Regions from separate parts of the Homo sapiens genome. Here region 2 is linked to region 1. Evidence: chromatin loops called from intact Hi-C (ENCODE). Cell type or tissue: GM12878. All regions are shown on one strand. Links, peaks and the distances in the headings refer to the core of each region. The heading gives the core; the rest is flanking DNA.

The links. A loop is a pair of places that touch in the nucleus more often than their neighbours do. Peaks named below come from ENCODE experiments on the same cell type or tissue, not always from the same donor. Only the 100,000 strongest peaks of a DNase experiment are listed, where the experiment ranks them.
Region 2: it touches region 1 in a loop (2.2-fold over the local background); 1 of 110 quality-filtered maps calls a loop at or near these places.

Annotation. Positions count from the first base shown.
Region 1 is chr3:47,215,336-47,226,385 of GRCh38, forward strand. The region is part of intron 2 of KIF9-AS1 (KIF9 antisense RNA 1); the gene reads left to right. Among named protein-coding and RNA genes, the nearest start is that of SNORD13J, 30 kb to the right of the region's middle. In GM12878, for the core only: a CTCF peak has its summit at 5,555 (motif pointing left); no DNase peak of the experiment used is centred there.
Region 2 is chr3:47,077,949-47,085,948 of GRCh38, forward strand. SETD2 (SET domain containing 2, histone lysine methyltransferase) reads right to left here. Exons shown (of 21, transcript NM_014159.7): 12 at 5,772-6,434. Among named protein-coding and RNA genes, the nearest start is that of SETD2, 82 kb to the right of the region's middle. RefSeq lists enhancers at 5,804-6,305, 6,190-6,329. In GM12878, for the core only: no CTCF peak of the experiment used is centred there; DNase peaks (open chromatin) are centred at 4,813 and 6,043; H3K27ac peaks cover 796 bases.

The sequences.
Region 1 (11,050 bases), core at 1,831-9,830:
TTCAGGTGTTGTTCAGACAATTCCTTTAGCACCACAGGGTATAACAAAATTACTAGTCAAATCACAGAGTGAGCTGCTTTCATAATTTATTTTCAGCCAAAGACATTATGTAACCTGCACAGACTTGGGGACTGGCTTGTCATACACTTATACAAGTTGCTCAAGAAAGATAAAATGGCATCCGTTAGGTGTTAACTACAACAACTACAAGCCTTATCACTGTTTTCTTTCAGTAATTATGCCACCACAGCAGGACTTACTAACAACCAATCTCCTCTCACAACAAAAATAGTTTGCAGAAACCTGACAAACAGAACTGATACCAACATTAATTTCCTTTCCCTGGGTTAGAAAATACTAGGACCAGGAATACTTTCCTGTCCTTACATTAAATAATACTGAGAACAAGCAAAAATAACTTAGCTATTTGCTTTAAGAAATACTCGTTCCAGGCTGGGCACGGTGGCTCATGCCTGTAATCCTAGCACTTTGGGAGGCCGAGGCAGGCGGATCACCTGAGGTCAGGAGTTCAAGACCAGCCTGGCCAACATGGTGAAACCCTGTCTCAACTAAAAATATAAAAATTATCCGGGCATGGTGGTGGGCTCCTGTAATCCAAGCTACTCTGGAGGCTGAGGCAGGAGAACTGCTTGAACCCAGGAAACGGAGGTTGCAGTGAGCTGATATGGTGCCACTGCACCTCAGCCTGGGCGAAAGAGTGAGACTCTGTCTCAAAAACAACAACAACAACAACAAACAAACTTGTTCCTGGAAGATAAGACTGTGAACTAGCAAAAAGAGCATATTTATAAAAACTAGAAGCTGACTAGGTGTGGTGGCTCATGCCTGTAGTCCCAGCACTTTGGGAGGCTGAGGCAGGCAGATTGCTTGAGACCAGCCTGAACAACATGGTGAAACCCCGTCTCTACAAAAGATACAAAAATTAGCTGGGCTTGGTGGCACGCACCTGCAGCCCCAGCTACTCAGGAGGCTGAGGTGGGAGAATCACTCGAGCCCAGGATGTTGAGGCTCACACCACTGTACTCCAGCCCGGGCAAGAGTGAGACCCTGTCTCAAAAAAAGCAAAAAACTAAAAGCTAAGTCACCAAGACCTGCTTAAAGACTTTTGCCTCACTGTGCCCATCAATCCAAAATTATTATATCATAAATTCTGCCTAATCTCAGTTTCCTGCTTTGCAAGACCCTCCTGAAAATATCCAAGTTAAGGCCCTAAAACCCTAAAAATATCCTCCCAACTCTCCCCTTCTGAAAAACAATTACAACTTTCTCATATTGGTGTTCTCCTTAAGTTTAATAAAATTAGCTTTACTTAACAAACATGTTTTTTCAGGGGGCGTTTTGGAGAGTTAATATTCCTTTTTACTTTGTAGAAATGGGGTCTCTCTATGTTGCTCAGGCTGGGCTCGAATTCCTGGGCTCAAGCTATTCTCCCACCTCAGCCTCCTGAGTAGCTAGGATCACAGGTGTGTGCCACCGCATCTGGCTAATTTCTTATTTTTAAAATTTCTGGAGAGACAAGGTCTCGCTATGTTGTTCAGGCTAGTCTTGAACTCCTGGCTTCAAACAATCCTTCTGCCTCTGCCTCCCAAAGTGCTGGGATTACAGGCATAAGCCACCACTAGTTTCTTTTCTTTTCTTTTTTTTTTTTTTTTGTAGATGGAGTCTCCCTCTATCACGTAGGCTGGAGTGCAGTGGCACGATCTTGGCTCATTGCAACATCCGCCTCTGGGGTTCAAGCAATTCTCCTGCCTCAGCCTCCCGAGTAACTGGGATTACAGGCACATGCCACCACACCTGGCTAATTTTTTATATTTTTGGTAGAGACGGAGTTTCACCATGTTGGCCAGGCTGGTCTTGAACTCCTCACCTCAAGTGATCCGCCCGCCTTGGCCTCCCAAAGTGTTGGGATTATAGGCATGAGCCACTGCACCCGGCAGTGGGATCTGAATAATATAAAACTATTAAAAATTTACATTTGAACAAAATGTGTTTATGAAACACCACTAGTATAGACAATTAAAATTCTGAAAGGTATTGCCAAGTTTTATCCAAAAAGTGTGTACTAAAGTATGTACCAATATATACATTTTTTGGTTTTTTTTTTTTTTTTTGAGACGGAGTCTGGCTCTGTCACCCAGGCTGGAATGCAGTGTCACGATCTTGGCTCACTGCAAACTCTGCCTCCAGGTTCAAGCAATTCTCCTGCCTCAGCCTCCTGAGTAGCTGGGACTACAGGTGCATGCCACCACCCCTGGCTAATTTTTTGTATTTTTAATAGAGATGGGGTTTCATCGTGTTAGCCAGGATGGTCTCGATCTCCTGATCTCGTGATCCACCAGGCTCGGCCTCCCAAAGTGCTGGGATTACAGGCATGAGCCACTGCACCAGGCCCAATATATACATTTTCAAGCCTCTGGTGATACACTACTTAATTGTTCTCCAGAAAACATGAACCAATTGATGCTGTCTCCAACAGTGAAAAATAATGCCTGTGTATTTTTTATTAAAGGATAACTTTTCAAACAAGTTGTCATTGTGACTGACATACATATGTTAAAATGAATATGTAGCAAATATTTTATTTATTATTATTTATTTATTTTATTTTTATTTATTTTTTTTGAGACAGAGTCTTGCTCTGTCGCCCAGGCTGGAGTGCAGTGGTGCCATCTCAGCTCACTGCAATCTCCGTCTCCCAGGTTCAAGTGATTCTCCTGCCTCAGCCTCCAGAGTAGCTGGAATTACAGGTGGCCACCATCCCACCCAGCTAATTTTTGTATTTTTAGTAGAGACGGAGTTTCACCATGTTGGCCAGACTGGTCTTGAACTCCTGACCTCAAGTAATCCTCCCACTTCGGCCTCCCAAAGCGCTGGGATTACAGGCATGAGCCACCAGCGCCCAGCCAATAATTTTATTTAACTCATTAATTAATGAGGGAACCAGTAAGATTTTACAAGTTCAAAGGAGAATATAAAGTACCACACTTACATGATAAATGTTAGAGGTAATGAATATCCCAATTATCCTGATTTGATCATTATACATTGTATACATGTATCAAAATATCACATATACCACAAAATACATACAACTACTAGATATCAATTTTAAAAATTAAAAAATAATAAAGTACCATACTTATATAGGTCAGGAATGCTGAAATGAATTTACAAATAGATGTAAAACTGGCCTTTTTTAAAAAGGGGTTGGGTGGGGAAAGAGAATTTGAAGTCTAGGGGCAATTACATTTGCATTTCTATCCATTATCTACAATTTACTGGACTGAAAATAACTCGAAAGACAATGAAAGGCCAGAGCCCCCTTAGAATCCCATAACTGGGCTGGGCGCGGTGGCTCACTCCTGTAATCCCAGCACTTTGGGATCCCAGCTGAAGCATGAGAATCGCTTAAACCTGGGAGGTGGAGGCTGCAGTGAGCCAAGATCGTGCCACTGCACTCCAGCCTGGGGGACAGAGTGAGACTCCGTCTCAAAAAAAAAAAAAAAAAAAAATCCCATAATTGGGAAGGGGCTGCTAGATACCACCTTGTTGTTGTCTATTGAAGACACCAGATTTCATCTTTTGTTGCATTTTAAAGTCTTTCACAGTTTTTCCCTACACTCTGGGCAAACTTATCTTCTATAAATCTTTATATTTACAGAAACCTATATTTTCATTAAAAAAGAAAGAAAAGAGGCCAGGCGCAGTGGCTCACGCCTGTAATCCCAGCACTTTGAGAGGCTGAGGCGGGCGGATCACCTGAGGTCGGGAGTTGGAGACCAGCCTGACCAACATGGAGAAACCCCGTCTCTACTAAAATCACAAAAAAATTAGCTGGGCGTGGTGGTGCATGCCTGTAATCCCAGCTACTCGGGAGGCTGAGGCAGGAGAATCACTTGAACCCAGGAGCTGGAGGTTGCGGTGAGTCAAGATCACGCCATTGCACTACAACCTGGGCAACAAGAGCAAAAACTCCGTCTCAAAAAAAAAAAAAAAAAAAAAATCCAAGCAACCGGAAAAACAATGACCTGCAAAAAAGTCAGGGAGCTGTTTCTGAACATCAGGCCCAATGGCTAGACAATAGCTGGATTTTACCCAGAGAAACTTTTTTTTTCTTACCCAGATAAACTTCTGATCTCATTATTGTTATTATTTTACCAGCCAGATGTTTTGACTCTGTTTGGAAATACAGATATTTTAATCAGGATCATATCGACAATGATAAATTTGGGAAAATATTTCTTGAGCAGGCTCCACTAAGTCTGTTTAATCCCTTCACACATTTTCTACACATTATTACTAAAGTGATTTTTTTCATTTAAAATTTATTTTCAAAAATAATAATTTGAAAAAACCCAAATATTTAAACACTATTTTATTGAGGTTATTATTGTACATTTTATTTTAAAATATTTAAATCTTTGACCATTTTTATACTAAATATAACTATAGCTTTTCTCAATCTGAATTTTATTTTGTGGCATTTATTGCTATCAAATCTAGTTTTCTTGGGTCAAATTTTTATATTTTGATGTTGTGGTGAAATTTTATTTTTTTGTCAATTTTCAGTTAGTAACAACTTACTATGGTCAGTTTTAGCTATAATTGGTTTTATTTTATCTCAGTTAGGTTTACCAAGTCTGCTTTTTCCTGGATCAGATTTGACCAAAGGTGACATCATAGCATGATGTCAAGGTCTGAAATTTTAAATTTAGCCCTATTTTACCCTTCCAATTATTTTGTATGCCAAATATTTACTCTCCATGTTATGCTATGTTATGGACAAAGAGCAAAGAATGTCCTCAAAGTCAAAACTTCAGGATCAAAGACATTCAGTTAGGTTTATGAGGCCTGATCTTCCTTTTTTTCTTTTTCTTCTTTTTTTTTCTTTTTTGAGACAGAGTCTTGCTCTGTCACTCAGGCTGGAGTGTAATGGTACTATCTCGGCTCACTGCAACCTCCGCCTCCTGGGTTTAAGTGATTCTCCTGCTTCAGCCTACAGGCGCCTGCCACCACGCCTGGCTAATTTTTGTATTTTTAGTAGAGATGGGGGTTTCACTATGCTGGCCAGGCTGGTCATGAACTCCTGACCTCAAATGATCTACCCACCTCGGCTTCCCGAAGTGCTGGGATTATAGGAGTGAGCCACCCCGCCTGGCCGAGGCCTGATCTTTCATCCATCCACCCTTCCACTCACTCATCCACTTGCCCACTCGCTCATCCACGTAGCCATTCATCTATTTTTCCACCCACTCATTCATCAACTCAACACTAATCTACCCCATCCAACCACCATTCATCAATCCATCAACCTATATAATCCATCCATTCAGCCATCCATCCATCGATCCTTCTATCCAACCACCTGTCCGTCCATTCATCCATTGATCTGTTTACCTCTTCATTAATCTATCCAAGTGGTTCTCAATCGGGGCAATTTTGCTCCCTGGGGATATTTGGAAACGTGTAGAGATATTTTTGGCTGTCATAATGGACAGTAGGGGGTTTGGGGGATGCTACTGGCATCTAGTGGGTAAAGGCCAGAGATGCTGCTAAACCTCCCATTTAACACATAGAACAGCACCCCTACCCCAACAACAAATAATTATTTGGCCTAAAATGTCCATGGTACCAAGGTTGAGAACCCCTGCTCTACCTTGTCCAGTGATCCACCCATCTATTCATCCATAGTCATCCATCTAAATGTTTATTGAGCACCTATTGCAATGTCTCTCAATATATATATATTTTAAGAGACGGGGAGTCTCACTAGGTTGACCAGGCTGGTCTTGAACTTCTGGCCTCAAGTGACCCTCCTGGCCTCAGCCTCCCAAAGTGTCGGGATGATAGGCATGAGCTACCGCACCCAGCCTGTCTCTCAATATTGACTGCAAATCAGAATCACCTGTGGAGCATGTACAACATAGCTACCACCCAGATATCACCTTGGACTATTCAGAGCTTTATAATAAGAAACTATGGAAGTTTATGAATTGAAAGGTTATAAGTAGAGAAGCTTCTGTGCTTGTTTTTAAGAGAGTACGTGTTATGAAATAGTTGCCAATTGGCCGGGTGTGGTGGCTCATGCCTGTAATCCCAGCACTTTGAGAGGCTGAGGCGGGCGGATCACCTTAGGTCGGGAGTTTGAGACCAGCCTGACCAACATGGAGAAACCCCATCTCTACTGAAAACACAAAATTAGCCAGGCGTGGTGGCACATGCCTGTAATCCCAGCTACTCAGGAGGCTGAGGCAGGAGAATCGCTTGAACCTGGGAGGCAGAGGTTGCAGCAAGTCGAGATCATGCCATTGCACTCTAGCCTGGGCAACAAAAGAGAAACTCCATCTCAAAAAAAAAAAAAAAAAAAAGAAAAGAAAAGAGAAGAAAAGAAATAGTTGCTAATTAAGGTTAACGGCTCATCAACATATTAATCAGGTAAACAGTGCATGCCAAAGGTGAAGAACAAATATATATACAAGTTTCCTTCTATGGGGCAGGGGCCAAGGGTGTTTTCAACTCAGTGTGCACATTAGAGTCACTTGGGGAGCTTTTAAAACATACTGAGGCTCAGGTCCCAGAGGCTCTGATTTAATTTATCTAACATGTGGCCTAGGCATCAGGATTTTATAAAAGCACTCCAGTTGATCATAATATGCAGCCAGGGTTAAGAACAGCTGTCTCAGAGCTCAAAAATGCACCTCCCTTTTTCTTTGTTGTGTGTGTGTACATAACACGTTTTCTTTTTCACTTTATTCAGAGCCCAGTCTTTTTTTTTTTTTTTTTTTTTTTTAGAGTCTTTCTTTGTTGCTCAGGCTGGAGTGCAGTGGTACAATCTTGGCTCGCTGCAACTCCACTTCCCAGGTTCAAGCGATTCTCCTGCCTCAGCCTTCGGAGTAGCTGGGATTAGAGGCATCTACCACCATGCCTGGCTGGTGTTGAACTCCTTACCTCAAGTGATCTGCCCACCTTGGCCTCACAAAGTCCTGGGATTACAGGCATGAGCCACCGTGCCTGGCCCAGAGTCCAATCTTAAAATAAGGTTTGGCATAAGAATTTGCCCTTAGATTATTGGTTTGCCCTTTTTTTTTTTTAATTTTTTGAGACAGGGTCTCACTGTTTCACCCAGCTGTAACACCCAGCTAATTTTTTAAAATTTTTAGTAGAGATGGGGTTTTACCATGTTGGCCAGGCTGGTCTCGAACTCCTGGCGTCAAGTGATCCGCCTGCCTCGGCCTCCCAAAGTGCTGGGATTACAGGTGTGAGCCACCGTGCCCGGCCAGAGATTGGTCTTAAAATGCCATGACAGTCAGCATTAATTGGAGAGAGATAATATTGGCCCAAATGCTGCCTCTTCAAATCCAAAATCCATTTTGGGGAGTGGAGAGGGAGACTAACATTGGTTGTATGTGTGCATGCATGTATATGTATGTGCGTGTGTGTGTGTACAAGCTAATCACCTATCAAACATAATGCTGGGTACATTCGCATCTTTATTTTCATAGTTATTGTTACTGTCATGGCTGTTTCAATTGGTTGAGGACCTGCTGTGCACTTCACATCATTCCACAAAGCCCTACAGTGATCATGGTTCTATACACAAGGAAAGGAAGGCAGAGAAATTAGACAACTTACTCAATGTCAAATGTCAGTAAGATACAGAATCCCAATCTAAACTCAGGTGTCTCTGGCCCAAAGCCTGTGATCTGTCCCTATTTTGTATTGCTTCATAAAAGTGCAATCCACTGACCAACAATCAAGCCCAGACCGATACTCCCTGGGCCCAACTAGTGCGGACCAGGTGGATTGGAACTTCCCTGCAGTGCCAGAGGAAATAGCAATAGAGGTATCTGAGCTCTTTGGATTAAAGATAATGGAACATAGGAGGGACTCTCCAGAGCTTTTTGTCCTACCTTGAATCTCAGACCTCTAGAAAGAAACTTTGGGTGCTATACTGATTCAATTGTATCCTTTTCATTACACTTTTATAATATATATTATTAAAAATATAGGCCAGGTGCAGTGGCTCATGCCTATAATCCCAGCACTTTGGGAGGCCAAGGCAGGAGGATCACTTGAGCCCAGGAGTTCAAGACCAACCTGGGCAATATAGTGAGAACTTGTCTCTATAGAAAGTTAAAAAAAAAAAAATTAGCCAGGATTTTTAGTGGGATGATTGCTTGAGCCCATTAAAAAAAAATTAAAGCTGTTAAAATAATGTTATATATATCATACATATATTCTTTTTTATGCTTCTTTTTTGTTTTCTTATTTTTACTTTTCTCCTCAAATTCCATTTACATATATATATATAGACAGGGTCTCACTCTGTTGTCAGGTTGGAGTGCCACCATGCCCAGCTAATTTTTTATTTTATTTTTATAGACATGGGATTTTGCCATGTTGCCCAGGCTGGTCTCGAACTTCTGGGCTCAAGCAATCCTCCTACCTCAGCCACTCAAAGTGCCAGTATTACAGTCATGAGTCACTGTGCCTAGCCTAAGTATTTTAAGATGTTATCATTTCATTGACAAGCCCACAAACAATATATCAACTATTTTTTTCTTTGGCTCCATTCGTGTATGTGTGAATTTGTGTGTTTATGCTGGGAAGTCCTGGGAAAGTTCCATTTAGTGGAAAACATGCCCAGAGGAGTTGTTCTACCCAAAGGGGAGAAAGTTGAGATAATAATCCACTGATTTATTGGTTGAGGGTTGCTCCTAAAGGTGTCGTTAACTCCCTGGCATTTGGAACTACCCTGAAGCAGATGAACACCTATGTAGACAAAGCCTTTATGTGGAAAGTTGCAGATGCTTTCACTAGGAAGCCATTAGCAGGAATGGCAAGTGCAAGGGACTGTGTCAAGGCATGACAGCATCTGCTACAGAATGTGACATTTAAAGCCGGGTGTGGTGGCTCATGCCTATAATCCCAGCATTTTGGGAGGCTGATGCAGGCAGACCACTCGAGGTCAGGAGTTTGAGACCAGCCTGGCCAACATGGTGAAAAACCCCGTCTCTACTAAAAAAAAAAAAAAAAAAAAATACAAAAAAAAAATTAGCTGGGCGTGGTGGTGCGCGCCTGTAATCCCAGCTACTTGGAGGCTGAGGTGTGAGAATTGCTTGAACTCAGGAGGCAGAGGTTGCAGTGAACAGAGATCGCACCACTGCACTCCAGCCTGTCAAGAGAGTGAAACTCTGTCTCAAAAAAGGGCCGGGCGTGGTGATTCACGCCTGTAATCCCAGCACTTTGGGAGGCCGAGGCAGGCGGATCACGAGGTCAGGTGATTGAGACCAGCCTGGCCAAGAGACCAGCCTGGCCAATATAGTGAAACCCCATCTCTACTACAAATACAAAAGTTTGCTGGGTGTGGTGGCACGTGCCTGTAATCCCAGCTACTTGGAAGGCTGAGGCAGGAGAATCGCTTGAAGCTGGGAGGCGGAGGTTGCAGTGAGCCAAGATTGTACCATTGCACTCCAGCCTGGGAGACACAGCGAGACTCCGACTCAAAAAAAAAAAAGAAAAGAAAAAAGTGACATTTAAGCAAGGACTTAGGAAAGTGAATCATGTGGACATGTAGGGAAAGAATGTTTTAGGCAGAGGAAACAGCCATTGCAAAGGCCTGGAAGCAGGAGCTGTCTGTCTGGCATGTTGGGAGGAAAAGTAAGGAAGCCCATGTGGCTGGAGTAGAGTGAGCAAGGGGACAGTAGATGAGACAAGAGTAGAGAAATCATAGAAGTCACGATTATATAGGATCTTGTGGGATGTTTTAAGGACTTGGGTTTCACTCTGAGCAAAATAGGAAACCATTAAAAATTTGAGAAGAGGTGTAATGTGATCTAACATATTTCAGAAGGTCAACCAGGGCTAGACCTGGTGGCTTGTAATCCTACCTACTCTGGAGGCTGACATGGGAGGATTGTTTTAACCCAGGAGTTCGAGGATGCAGTGAGCTAGGATCATGCCACTGCTCTCCAGCATGAGGAAAAAAAAAAAAAAAAAGGTTCAGCCAGGCTGCTGTTCTGGAAATAGAGAGCAAAAGGAGAAGCCAGGAGACAGGAAGCTGTTGCAATATCCAGGCAAGAAGTGGTGAGAAATGGTCAGATTTTGAATATAGGAGGAAGGTAAAGCCTACTGAATTTCTGGATAGATTCAGTGTGAGGTCTGAGAGAAGAGAGGAATGAAGTACAAAACTAAGGATTTTAGCCTGAGCAATTAGGCTAAGGAAGGTTATGGGTAAAGTATGTTTAGGGAGACAATTAGACATTCGGTTTTCTAGCTCACCTCTTCACCAGTGATGAAGCCTTCAGGGTGCCATCTTTATTCAGGCAGTCCCATTTCCAGCTTCCTATATGGCATGAACTGACGTCTTATTTCTCATACTTATGTGGACATTTAACCTTCAAAAGTAACAATCCGCTCACATACCTTCTCCTAGTCCCTAGAAGACATAGCCAGTTCACACGCTGACCACTCAGGTTTTCAGTTCCTCCTTTATGTTCAGCTCCTGACAGTTCCCTTTCTTGCTTGCAAATCTTACTTTGTACAGTCGTCCCTTGGTATACATGTGGGATTGGCTCCAGGGCCCCTTCCATATGCCAAAATCCACACATAAGTCCTGCACTCAGTCCTGCGGAACCTGCACATACAAAAAGTTGACTCTCCACATATGCAGATTTTGCATCCCTTGAATACTGTATTTTCAATCCACCTTTGGTTGAAAAAATCCCATGTATAAGTAGACTTGTGCATTTCAAACCCGTGTTGTTCAAGGGTCAACTGTATTTCTTTTCTCTTTTTCTTTTTTTTTGAGACAGAATCTCTGTTCCCCAGGCTGGAGTGCGGCAGCATGATCTCAGCTCACTGCAGCCTTCGCCTCCCAGGTTCAAGCAATTCTTGTGTCTCAGCCTCCCAAGTAGCTGGGATTACAGGTGTGCACCACCACACCCGGCTAATTTTTGTATTTTTAGTAGAGACAGGTTTTTGCCATGTTTGCCAGGCTGGTCTCAAACTCCTGGCCTCAAGTGATCTA
Region 2 (8,000 bases), core at 1-8,000, 140 kb before region 1:
GAGTAAAATAGTATAAATCAATGAATGAACAAATAGGAGAACAAGTAAACTTCTTGCTTAAAAAAGAATGTCCAATAAACAAAGTAAAAGGAATAATGAATTAGAAAATCACCATTTGGCAACCACCACAGTAAGTAATTCAAGCAAATCACTGGATGCTAAATCTAATGGATACATTTTATGAAAAATAGGGTATTTACATATTTCCAAAGTTGCTCATATGTGATGCTTTTTAATTATAAAGGGAAAAATCGTAACTTTACACTGGAAAAGTCTGGCAGACTACTGCTTAATCGAGTGATAAAAGTTGACAATGCTAGTAATGGGACAATTCAGTACCATGAGAAGAACACTACTGTAATATTCCTGACCAAAAAAATGTATACCTGAATCCAAGCAAAGGAAAGTTTCAGACAAACCCAACTGCGGGGTATTCTACAAAAATTCAAAAATACTTTAAAATGTGAACTTTATAAAAAATAAAGGCAGACCGAAGAACTATTTCAGAGTAAAGGATACTAAGGAGACATACAACTCAATTAATGTGTGCTCCCATATTAGATTCTCAGCCTTTTTTTTTTTTTTTTTTTTTTTTTTGCTATAAAGGCCATTATGTGAACAACTGGCAAAATCTGAAAGAGGTCTGCTGATTAGATCATAGTATTTTATCACTGTGATTTGCTGATTTTGGTAAGTACACTAAAGTTACACAGAAGAATATCCTTGGTTTTAGGAAATACACAATATCCAGGGGCATCATATCTATAACTTAGTTGTTGTTGTTTTGTTTTGTTTTTTTTTACACAAAGTCTCACTCTGTCATCCAGGCTGGAGTGCAGTGACACCATCATGGATCACTGCAGCCTCAACCTCCTGGGCTCAAGCAATCCTCCCACCTCAGCCTCCCAAGTGGCTGGGACTACAGGCATGTGCCACCATGCCTCGCTAATTTTTTAGTTTTTGTAGAGACAGGGTTTTGCTTTGTTGCCCAGGCTGGTCTTGAACTCCTGGGCTCAAATGATCTGCCCACCTCTGCTGTAACTTACTTTTTTAAAGTTCAGAAACAGAAAACAATAAAAAAAATAAGGTAAAATGTTAACACTGGGGAATCTCAGTGAAAAGTTTAGAGGAATTTTTCACTGAATTTTCTCTAGACTCGTCACTAGAATGTGTGTAACATGTAGAATATGTACAGAATGCTGTTCTTGCAGTTTTTCATTGAGCCTGAAATTATATCATAATTAAAAGTTTAAAGTATTAAGAAGGAAAATGTATGTGTTTTCATTATGGTTACTATAAGACTTAAATTATACTGCCTACATCTATACTAAAACAGTCTCAAGTTTCTGACTTGGTCACAGTCCTAAGGGAATAACAATATTCCTTAATGATCACTTCTAGCTTGGAAATTCTATAATGTATACACCCTCCCACCTCTCAAGATAGTTGTACAACCAAATCACTTCCTAAACAGCATCAAGACTTTTTTAAAAAAACTAATTTCATGGGCAGCAATAGAAACATGATCATTATGTCTTTAGGGAAACAGAATTAAGAGCTCACCCAAAAGAGTAAAGTGAAAATGACTTCATTCAAAACCAGAATGTTTAGAGCAGCCAGATTCTGCACTTTATCTTTTAGATCAGATGTTGGCAAACTTTTTCTGTAAAGGACAAGATAGTAAATATTTTAGGCTTTGTGAGCCATCCAGTCTTTCTCACAACTACTCAACTCTACCACTGAAGTACAAAAGCAGCCACAGATGATAGTACATAAATGAATGAACATGGCTGTGTTTCAAAGAAAATTTTATTTACAAAAACAGACAGTGGGGCAGATTTGGCCAACCCTTGATTTAGATGAAAGTATTTGGTTAAAAAATGGACCAATAAATTTTAGACCATTTTTGCCTTCTACCAAACGAGACATTTATTTAAAAATTTCAATGTTGCTGTAGCTAAAACAGCATTCTTTAGGGGCAATTCTAATTTTGTTAAAGGATAAGTAATATTAATCCTTATGGATACAGAATAATCTTACTCTAGTAAGAATTCAAAAATTATCACAGAAATCCAGGAAACATAATTTCATTTTCAAATGTTGCACAGCAGATTTCACATACAATATTAGCGAGGGAGTGAAATTCCAAACAGTGACTCAAAACTTCTCAGTTTAGGCAACTCTATGTTTTATTTTAACTTTTCATAGAGAGTTTTAATACATAGCTTTCTAGGGAAATACTTGATTTGCTGAATTAAAGATAATGTCTTGAGATAAAGATGAAATAAGAGAAGAATAAGAATAGTCATTAGGAAGAGTTCAACTTATCACATGTAGGTAATTTTGTCCCTAAATCATCTAAATCCAGATGCAAATGGAAATACCCAGACTTCATTCTAAGGAGAAATGCACATCCTATAATCTAAGTGTTTATAAGAGAGGCTCTGGAATCACTAACCATTACAATCTCTCGGTGTTTAATGGCAAATGAAATTGCCAAGTTCACAGGAACCTTACCTCCTCTTCTTATGATCCAAATGAATGAAGATATTCCAGTCAAGTTACACTTAGTCACCACTGGTAACCAGCTGTTTTGCCCTATGAAGTCTAGGGTATATTTTCAGCATGAAGGGTGATATGCAACAATTTCTTCTGCAAACAGAAATATATGCACATATCCCTGCTGAAAATGTAGCCTAGTAAATTTTCACATGAAAATGAATACATGCTCACAAGTGGCAATGTGCTAGGTGATGTTTCTGGTTGAGGTCTACTTTAGGAGTCAAAATGTGTAAGCCTTGTGGAGTCAAGGCAGTGGTCCTGTGTATATAGGTATAGAAAAAGTAGCTCACTTAATCCTTTCTCGCCAGGAGTAGGGATTTTCCCGGAACGACATCCATTGTCGGCAATGGACGCACCAAAATAACGCCGGCGCCAGTGAGTTAACCACCTCTGTCCTCTTTTCACCTATTATATTTTTCATGCATCATCCAACTTCCCAACCATCTTCCTGTTTCTTCACAGAATGCACGCTAGGTTCTCGTTTTTCTTCAGCACGAAGTTGGAAATGGAGTTGAGAAAAGGAGACACATGGTCAGCTGGTGATGTTAACAAGCTCCTTGCTGCCCTGAGAAGCTAGATGGAAATGGTTCAAGTTACAAGGGGGATCATCATCAGATCTGGGAGGACAAAGAGTAATTCATGAAGCTTCATTCCCTTCCCTCCCACCCTCTTTCATTTACTGATGATTCCTATAGTCTGCCATCACAGCAAAACCAAGATTAAGGAATCTGAAGCAATCCCTTTCTGTTCTTCACTCCATCCAGTGTGTAGAAAAGCCAAGCGGAACACATGTCCACCAATGTTATGGTGGCCCCCGGTTGGCTGGGGAGACTTGAAATGGCCATAACCACATAACCACAATCTTAGACCAATGCTTTTTAGTACGATCTTGGAATTAAAGATCAGCAACTAACACAGTGTTTGACAATAGGTGCCTAATAAAGGTTGGTTGAATAAGACATTTTCTTTTCAGCCAATGTCTACTCGAACACATAGGTGGAAGTCAGACAGAAGTAGTTAACTCTTTCAATGCCGGGATCGTATGGATATACAGTAATCACATCATGTCAATGTGTTTCTCTAAAACATGTTCAAATTATGGATTCCTGATTTCAGACTTCTGGTTAAATGCTATCTATGTTTGTCTGGTTTTTTTAAGAACCACCATAATCAGAGTTTTGAAAACAGAGCCATAGTAAATGTTAATTAGAATGATGGATGAATTAAGAACCCCAGCACCAATGTATAACAAAACATCACAGTTCACAGTCAAGTAAAAACATTTCTCAGTAATACAATTCTAGATGGGTAATGATTCCAGAGCAAACTAAAGTTTGAAGAAGAGAGGAGAATTTTACTTAACGGCTCCCTTGACACTAAGAATCAGGAAAAATCCAAAGTATGAAGGATAAGAAGGATATATTTTAAGTACAAATAAAGTTTTAAACCTCAAATCAAGAGGATCATCAAGCTACATATAAAATTGCTTTGATGTTTCAGATAGGAGTGGGGAAGATAAGAAGAAGGGGAAGAAATAATTTTGTAGGACTCAAATGTGTGTCCAGAGTGTGAGTTTAAATTACCATGGTTACATCTAATTGGGTTAAGTATATCCTAGAGAGTAATTCATACCATCACAATTACAGAAACCCACTATCATACGAAGAAACAAGAATATTTACTTTTTCCAGATTTTAAGATAGCTTTACAATGATTACTTCTTAGCAGTTTTAAAAAATAACATCAACCAGAGACTTCTCCGGCAAAAGTAAACTACTGGTCTACAACCCTACTTATTCTTCCTTCCATAAAAGTACAGCTATAAAGGCCTTTTCTGTGTCCATTTGTGTACTTGTCTTCATCTCCACCTTCTTAACTGAGCTTCTTTACAGGCTCCACTAGCAGCCTCCAAACACAAGAGGGACTCCTTTTAGGGACTCCTGTGCTGTCACAAAGCAGGCCTTAAATAAAAATCCATCAAGTGACTATCCCAGCACTTCTTTCAATTAACTGCAATTCTGATTCCTGCAGTTCACATACTGACTTCATAAGTAAATTTACTACGAACTCTTCCTTTCATATTTAGAAAAAGGCCTGATTTCCTAAGACATAATAAGGCTGACTTTATACTGAATTGTAAGTGATGAAAGTAACATGAGTAAGAGCTCAAATGGGTAAACAAAAGCTGAAACCACAACATACTTAAAGAAGGGTCTCAACACAGCAAATGAGGAAGCATAGTACACAACCACCAACTACTCATTTTGCTCAGTGTTTAAGGCCAGTTTCATTGGGTCAAATCACAGGATCTAATGGAGTGAGCTTTGTCATCATAATTAGGGGCAGGGAGGATTCAGGTGTTCATCTTGCTGCAAAGAGTCAGGATTGCTGGTTTATTTGGTTGCTTCATCTCCGGCAGAAGAAAGGAGGAACAGAAAAATAGAAGCTAGTTAAGTAACCTGTTCCCACAGGGTCCTCAAGACGTGGATCCCAAGTCCAGATCACTTACAAATGAAATGTACCACACCTCTCCTAGGTTTATCCTGTTATTCATTCTTGTGTTTATCCAAGACTCAGTCTGGGTTTTCTGCAAAGCAAACCCTGCACATCTTGCTACATTCTTCAACAAGAGATTATGTATGTAATAGGCATAAGAGTTCCAGATCTATTTTTCCTCTTTTGTCCAAAGAAATAGGCATTTAAAAGCAGGCCCATTTCAGAAACAATAATAGAAGTGAATACGAACTAGTTCCATAAAGTTGTTTTTCTAAAATAAAAATTTACATTCAATCATTTTTAGTAAGCTGCTAAATTATCTTAGTTTTCCAATTATTTTTAATTTTCCATTAATACAACTGATTTCCAATAAATTTAAACACTAATTTTTTCTCATTACAAATAGAATCCTAAGTTTGCTCCTCAAAGGATTTTTGTTTTTAATGTGAAGAGCACTTAAATGACTGAACTCACTATTGTGATGTACTTTTCTAAGTGACAGAAAAGAAGACATTTGTATATTAGTTTGGCTAATATGACTCTTGCCACGGTTTAGAGGATGTTTGAGACACTTATAAATAAAACAGTAAGAGAGACAGTATTCCATTTTTCAGAAATATGCATGGCTAAAAAAAGTAGTTAATTTTGCTTAGGTTTGTAGAACTCTAAACCTGAGTAATTCAAGTTGAAATGAACAAAAGATGCTTCCTTACCTTTAGGTCTTTCCAACTGTCCAGGAGTTTGGTGGCCAAATCACTTATATCCACTGTTTTATCTGGCTGTTCTTGGCTCCTTTCACTCTCCACATCAGACACACCCTCCTCTTCATCTTGGGATGGTGTTTCTTCATTAATAGGTTCTTCTAGTTTTGTGCCGTTGCTCTCTTTGGGCTCTATTTCAGCGTCAGCTTCTGGTTCAGATGTAGGTAGCTTACTAGCTTCTATGTTGGTTTCACTATCAACTTTGCATTCAGGCAGCTGTTGTGGGAGTAGCTGTTGTGACTGCAATTCTTCCTCTTCCTCTACAGGGACATTTTCTAATTGATCAAGATCCTCTTTGCCATCCTTGCCTTCTAGCTCACTGGTTGCATCAGAGATTGCACTGTCCATGCTATTTTCACTTATAATTTTCAGTCTGCGAAACATTAGTTTCTTGGGAGTGTCTGTGTCAGCTTCTGTGCTCAGCTTGGTGGAAGGATCAGGTGTGTTGAGTGGTGTATGAGCACGCGATGTATTCTCACTAGAATACCCATCTCCTTCACTCAACGGAGGGACAGCAGTCTTAGTCTGAGACCAGCGTTGAATAATTGGAAGTACTTTGCTTTCCTCCAACATATTTTTAGTAGGAATGGGCAAGTGTTCCAAAGTCTTTATAATCTGATTAAACATAAAAAAAAATTACATCACTTTGTACAGTTGACTTTTTTTTTTTTTTTTGAGACAGAGTCTCACTCTGTCACCCAGGCTGGAATGCAATGGCATGATCTTGGCTCACTGCAACCTCTGCCTCCTGGGTTCAAGCAATTCTCCTGTCTCAGCCTCCCAAGTAGCTGGGAGTACAGGCGCTAGCTGCCACGCCTGGCTAATCTTTTGTATTTTTAGTAGAGACAGGGTTTCACCATGTTGGCCAGGCTGGTCTCAAACTCCTGACCTCAAGTGATCCACCCACCTCGGCCTCCCAAAATGCTGGGATTACCAGCATGAGCCACCACACCTGGCTACAGTTGATTTTGTTTTTTTTTTGAGATGGAGTTTCGCTCTTGTTGCCCAGGCTGGAGTGCAATGATGTGATCTTGGTCACTGCAATCTCTGGCTCCCTGGTTTAAGCGATTCTCCTGCCTCAGCCTCCCGAGGAGCTGGGATTACAGGGATGCACCACCATGCACAGCTTTTTTTTTTTTTTTTAGTAGAGATGGGGTTTCTCCATGTTGGTCAGGCTGGTCTTGAACTCCTGACCTTAGGTGATCCACCTGCCTCAGCCTCCCAAACTGCTGGGATTACAGGCATTGAGCCACAGCGCCTGGCCTACAGTTGACTTTTTCAATTTCTGGATGGGACTCAGATTATTTCTGCAAGAGTAGTGCAGTTTTGCTACTGCTTTATTAAGAACTACATCTCTGTAAACACAAGCATATTTAAAAATCATAATATTGTTTTCCTTAAGAAAGAAAAACTTTTAATAAGACTGATCAGCAAGAATCACAACATCAAATAGGACTGATTAATATTCTCTACCAGTAGTTCCTAAACCTGGGTAGCTTTTTAAACATATACACTACTGGACCAATCCTGGGTATCTTTTCTTAAAAAGTTTACCAAGTGTCTGTGATATACACTTAGCAGCTATGTAACAACATATTTAAATGATGTCTGTCATACACACAAAAATGCAGACATCTCTTCAGCTTTTGATAAACAGCTGTCTAGCAAAGAGAGATCCCCTCCTCATTCTTAGACAACCTCCCCCATTTTGAAATCCAAGAATTTTTTCTGAAGTATTCCTCAATGTAGTTCCACAGAAACCCCAAGGCTTCCTCAATTTCCTCAAGCCAAATCTCCTGGGAGAAGGACAGAGGCAAGAACAAGTACTTATCTGCCCATTCCTTTTTGTTTGTTTTTAAAAGTGTTTTATTAAATAAAAGACTCTGGGATTATATTACAAATTAGAAAGTTAGAAAATTTTATTAATTTCATAGAAAGGTAAAGACATCGTAACTCCACTAATAATGCTGCCAATGAACCTTTACTTAGATCTTTTAAAACACTTATTTAAAAGATTCCTCAAAATGTTCATACTCTTGTTATGCAGAATTCAGATCTTTACCAATTCTTTAGACCCCACAGTTCAAATTTTATATGACTTCCCATCTTTTTAAAACTCTGGTTTTAACAACAAACTGGATCTTTCACTTAACTATGTTGTTGTTATTATATCTTGCTCTT